Regions from separate parts of the Homo sapiens genome. Here region 1 is linked to region 2. A link is a loop called in an ENCODE intact Hi-C map of the cell type or tissue named here. Cell type or tissue: MCF 10A. All regions are shown on one strand. Each heading gives the region's core, and the rest is flanking DNA. Links, peaks and the distances in the headings are about the cores only. Region 1 has its middle 100 kb from the start of PAK3. Region 2 overlaps RTL9 (retrotransposon Gag like 9).

Evidence for each region. Hi-C counts contacts between places; a loop is a spot of excess contacts. Peaks named below come from ENCODE experiments on the same cell type or tissue, not always from the same donor. Only the 100,000 strongest peaks of a DNase experiment are listed, where the experiment ranks them.
Region 1: it touches region 2 in a loop (5-fold over the local background); 2 of 110 quality-filtered maps call a loop at or near these places.

The regions. Positions count from the first base shown.
Region 1 is chrX:110,991,748-110,994,672 of GRCh38, forward strand. It overlaps a transcript of PAK3 not described here. Among named protein-coding and RNA genes, the nearest start is that of PAK3, 100 kb to the right of the region's middle. In MCF 10A, for the core only: a CTCF peak has its summit at 1,064 (motif pointing right); no DNase peak of the experiment used is centred there.
Region 2 is chrX:110,448,451-110,451,355 of GRCh38, forward strand. RTL9 (retrotransposon Gag like 9) reads left to right here. Exons shown (of 4, transcript NM_001385449.1): 3 at 2,117-2,905. The coding sequence starts at 2,168. Among named protein-coding and RNA genes, the nearest start is that of CRIPTO3, 71 kb to the right of the region's middle. In MCF 10A, for the core only: a CTCF peak has its summit at 1,831 (motif pointing right); a DNase peak (open chromatin) is centred at 1,821.

The sequences.
Region 1 (2,925 bases), core at 90-2,589, 540 kb after region 2:
AAAATTTCTTTTGTTGAGAAAATCAAGACTGCAGGAGATGGCATGGATTTGGGATGCAGCAGGCATTTCGTTAAACACTTAATAAGTAACTACTGTGTGCTAGCCAGTGTTCCAGAAGCTGAGATATGACAAGAAAAAAAAACACACAGGACAGGCATTATTCCTGTATTTAAGGAATTTATAGCCCAATAGAGGTAGTATGGAAAACAAAATAATAAATATAAAATATTGTGTTATGTGATATTAAGTACTATGGAAAATATCTTCAGATGGGGTGATAAGGAGTTGTAAAATGGTCAGGAGTGGTGAGGGAGGGTTGGAGAGTGAACCCTGCAGAGCCTATAATTTTAGAGGGTGGTCAGGGTAGGCCTCACCAAGAAGGTAATCTTTTGAATCCAGCCCTAAAGGAGGTGAGGGAGTAGGTCATGTAGGTATCTCAGGGAAGAGCATTGGGAGCAGAGAGAACAGGAAGAGCAAGGTCTTTGAATCAGGAGGATATCTGGCATTTATGAAACTGCCAAGAAGCCCATGTTGCAGCAATGGAGTGAATGAAGGGAAGAGTATTGGGATGGGAGGTCAGAGAGGTCACAGAGACAAGTTTGTTAAGGGCATTGACTGCCATTTCCAGGGAGTGAGATGGAAAGCCACGGAGGAGCTTGTTCAGTGAAGGACATGACCCAACTTATATGAGCTATTTGGCACTCCTATAAGCAGTGGGTTTTGACCCCATAGATCCTGGGCAATAATAAACAAGAGGCAGCAACTCCACCATTCCCTCAGAACTCTCCTTACCACTCTGTAGACTGCAGAGAGTGGACTTATTGATCCTGAGGGCGACACAGAGAGGAATTGATGGCACGGAGAATAGGGGAAAAAGATGTAATCTCTTAGAGCTGAAAGGGACTCAGTGCAATTCTGCCACCGGGCATCTGTTCATTCCGCCTCGACTAAAACCGTCACTGCCTTATCAGCTTGCTCAGCCTCTTCTTGCAGGACCTTCTCAAGGTCGGAAAGCCTTTTGATGGGTTTACTGAAAATCTGCCTCCTTTTCACCACCGGGTGGCAGTAGTCCTGGTTCTATCACCTGAGCAACCCAGAATAAGTGCATACCTTCCGCAGGAAAATACTTGAGATTTGAAGGCAGGTGGATATCTTATATATCCCCCAACGTTTCTCCTTTACAGGCCCTATTGTCTCTTCTACCTTCAAGAGTAACTCCTATTATAGAATGGTTTTCTTTTGTCAATCTTGCAACCCTCTTCTGGAGGTTTTCCACTTTCTTAGTGACTCTCTTAAAATGTGATGTCTAAAATTGAACAGGAGACGGCAGGAGTGAACAGAGGAGGTTACAGTGCAATGATTATATTCTAGGATCTAGAAACTGTACTTTGATTATGCAATCTAAAATTGTGCTCTGTTTTTAGCGACTAAATAATTTAGGTACATTAAACTGTTGGCTCGAATTGTGCTTGTGGGTCAATTCAAGCCCCTTGATCTTTTTTAGTTTGTTTATTTGTTTGATGTGAGTTGCTGTGAAGCCACACTTCCCCTATTTTGGCCTCACAAAATGGACTTTTAAAATTTGAATTGATGATTTTTTTTCTTTATCTCATTTATATTTCACCATTTAAATTTTAGCCCAGTATTCCAACCCGTCTGAGCTTATTTTGAATCTCAATTTTGTTCTTCAACATATTCCGACATCCCTGCCAGGTTTGAGTCATCTTAAAACACAGTAAGTACATTTTCTGTATCACCTAAGTTATTAATAAAAATGAAAAAGTCTTGTGGCCCTTCTCTGGAGAACTTCTGCTGGATTGCCAATCCATTTGACTGTATTATAACTTGATCAATATGTTACTATCTTGCTTTAGTTCATTCATGAGAAAATTCTGAGACAAATTCAAATGCATGGCTAAATCCAAGATATGTTGTCAATGCAAAAGATAGCATGGATGAAGGTGATCTAAGATAGGATGTTTTTGTTTTGCAAAATGGAAATTCTAGTATTGTTTTTTCCAATTATAAGGTGATATTGGCTTGTTGTAAAGGTCAACAGCATACATAAGTATACAAAATACAAAGGGAAATTTCCTCTGTAATTCTGTGCACCGACACTGTACTAGATAACTATGGTTGACAGTTTTATGCATATATAAACACAGATCTATGGTTTTACTGGGATCATGATATAGAGACTGTTACATGACCTGCTCTTTTCACTTACAATCCTTTGGAAACGTCTGTCCTTCTCAGAAAGTACAGTTTTAGCTCCTTCTTTTAAACAATGATATAGTGTTCTTTTCTTTGGATGTTTCATAATTTATCTCATCAATCTCATATTGATGGGCATTTAGATCATTGGCAATTTTTGCCGTTACAAGCAGTATTACATGTTGAATTGTCTTTGCTGACTCGATGAGATGTTGTGCTAGATGCTGGTTGTTGCCTTCTCTGTATTTCCCATCCTCTTGTCCTTCTCAGATATTGTTGTCAATGTCCTAAATGCCAAAGGGCTGCTTCCGCCTAAGAACTAATGAGGGGGCCAAATTACTACTCATCATGGTTTGAGTTTGAAAATCTATACTTGCCCTACTTTCGAGTGTGTTTAAGGCTTTTTGAGCTGCCAGGGGCTTTTAGAGGATCAAGGCACCCCAAGATCAAGCCTTGAGGGACAGACAGTCTTGATAGGAGGCTGCAACCCCTGTTTGGCACATGTGAAGTGGTTAGGGGCAGAAAGGAGAAGGAGAACTGCCTTGCCATTGGGCCACAATTCCTTGTTATACACCCTCAGCCCTGACCAAGCAGGACACTTGCTGGTCCCTGAATAAGCTCCTCCTTTTTCATGTTCACACCTTTATTCCTCCACAGGGTCTTCCTCCTTTCACACGTGTACCTCCCAGAACAAGGTAGGAGCCATCTGCT
Region 2 (2,905 bases), core at 406-2,905:
TCTCCTCTTTTCTTTGGGCAGAGTGGGGTGGGGCATAGGCTGGTGGGACTGTTGGGGGCGACAGGGAAGAGGGGTGGAGTTGCATAGGCCAAGTGCTAAGGCGGAGCTTCTGGAGGACTGTCAAGTGAAAGGCGGCCAGAGGCAAATGTCAGAGCCTATATAGAGGCAGGAATCTGGGACCAGAGAGACAGAGCAAGCAGTAGCAAGTCAGGAGCAGTGGGGCGGGTGGGCGGGCAGGCTGGCTGGCGGGCAGGGGGGCGTGGCAGGGGATAGCAAAGGGAGATTGCAGAGAACAGCTGTTGGTACTGGGTCTTACTTTAATGAACTGGCTGGGCACGAGGTATAAGTTAATTGGCCAGAGTGAAAGAGCTAGGGGCGCAAAGGATACTCTCTCCCTCTTCTCCGTCACTGGCAAGGTAAGATCTTTCTGGGTTTTGCCTGGTGGGAAACTGTGGCATGTTCAGATATTTTTCTGAAGATGGGAGGTGGAGGTCTATGGCTGCTTTTTTGACTCATCTTTCCCATTGCACCAATTATTACAATTATTACAATAACCAGGGTGTCAGCAGGAGGCCAGCATTTCTTTTATGACAACCCATCTTGGGGTTGTCCAGGCTGGAGACAGAGGCAGGGGTCTCGGTAGTGTGACTGAGTAAGGGGGAGAGGTGGATCTTTATAGCACCTTGGTGAAGAGTAGGGGGCTCTGGAACTGGATGGACCCAGGAATCTATGTGACTGCAGGCAAACTATTAAGCTTCTCTGGGTCTGAATTTTCTCATTTGTAAGATAAAGGAAGAGTACAACCGAAATCTCTTAGTGTTGCTATGGGAACCACATGAGATGATACATGTAAAGTGCCTAGCAGAGTGTTTGCCAGTCAGTGCATGCTAAAGAAATGTTCACTGTTAGCGTTTCTGTTGCAGGTTTTCTCATTATTATGGAATCACAATTCCATGAGGTTGATGACTTTTGTGACATTGTCCCAAAGTAGCAAGTTTTCTGCTTTTGGCATGGGCAGGCTGTGGGGACATGTCAACATTGTGTAATATTTGCATTGGCTTCCAAGCCGTGTGTCCAAAAGCCCCTTCTGGGCTGCTTATTGGAGCAGGCTGGAGGGGTGAGGCTCTGGATTGCCCACCCCCATGGCATCAGAGAAACTTGAAACTTGGACATGCCAGACACTGGGCTTTAAGTGACCCATGATCTGGGATGTCAGAGAAATAATTGAATGCAAGCTCAGGGATGCCAAACACTAGGCAACCCCCAGGAGGGGGTCAGAGTCAATGCTATACAGTTTGTTACTGTTGCAGTGACCCTATTTTAGCCTTGACCCTGGCTAATCTGAGAAAGCTTGTAAAATGGGGATAATAATATCTATTGCCCAGGAGATTGTAAGACCCAAATGGGATAATGCTTACAAAGGCCCTCACGTTATAGGAAGTTGTGACAGTTGTCTAAAGTACAGTGCCTGGCACATACTACGTGAAGCAATAAATAAATAGTAGTAATGGGGTGGTGGTTGCTGTTATTAATAAGAATAATGAAAATAATAAGCAGAATTTTCAGTTCATGGAATGTTGCTCTCAGTCATTGATTAGATAAATGTCTCCCTTTTCCTGAGAACATTCAGGGCCATCAGAGTAGTAAAATGAGGATTAAACCACTGGCAGAATTCAATGAGCCCCAGGAACTAATAATTATCCTGGGGCAAAGGACTTTCCCATTCAGGCTTGCCAGTACCTTGGCTGGCTTGTGAGTACTGCCGTGGGATAGAATACAGGCCAGGAATCCGCATTTCTCACATTTGGCCAGAAGGTGGTGCTGCTGCTTTATTTGAGTCAGGACTGCCCAGGCTCCTGGCTGCGGAGGCTGCTGGCGTTTATAGCATTTACAAACTGAGAGGCTGGGTTGGTTTGAAAAGGATAGAGGCAGAAGGGACATTTGCTCCAGCTCCAAAGTTGTTCATTGCTTCACAGCTTCTTTAATCTGATAGCCTCACCTTCAATGCCATATACCTGACAACGCATAAAAACAGGTCTCCACCATGAACAATTTGTCTGTTTCCAAATCTTCTTGATACTGGCTTTTGACCTCTAAACTTGTTTCTTGTTTACAGATTTTCTTGCCTCCTGGGCTCCCTCCACACTATCCTGTGGCTGTGGCAGATATGTCAATACCCTTACATTCACTGCGATTCAACAATACAATGAGGGAGGAAAATGTTGAGCCCCAAAACAAGCAGATGGCCTTCTGTAGACCAATGACAGAGACCAGAGCAGACGTACAGATTCTGCATTCTCATGTACAGTTGCCTATAGTCTCAACTTCAGCCTCAGACCCTGGAGGGACATCCACACAGTTGATGACATCTCCAGTCTTTGACACCATGTCTGCACCTCTAATGGGAGTACCAAACTCTGGAGCATTGTCCCCACCCCTAATGCCAGCCTCAGACTCTGGGGCACTTTCCCCATTGCTAATGCCAGCCTCAGACTCTGGGGCACTGTCCCCATTGCTAATGCCAGCCTTAGATTCTGGAACATTGTCCCCATTGCTGTCCACTTCAGAGTATGGGGTAATGTCCCCAGGGATGATGACAATTCCTGATTTTGGAACGATGTCCGCAACGCTAATGGTAGCACCAGATTCTGCAGAGATATCACCATTGGCAATGCCAGCTCCATCCTCTGGAGTGGTGTGTACACCTATAATGAGCACTTCATCCTCTGAGGCAATGTCCACACCATTAATGCTAGCCCCAGATTCTGGAGAGTTATCCCCAATTCTAATGCAAGATATGAATCCTGGAGTGATGTCTACACAGCCAGTGCCAGCTCCCAGCTCTGAGGCAATGTCCCCATTGCAAATTACAGATGAAGACACCGAAGCAATGTCCAAAGTGCTA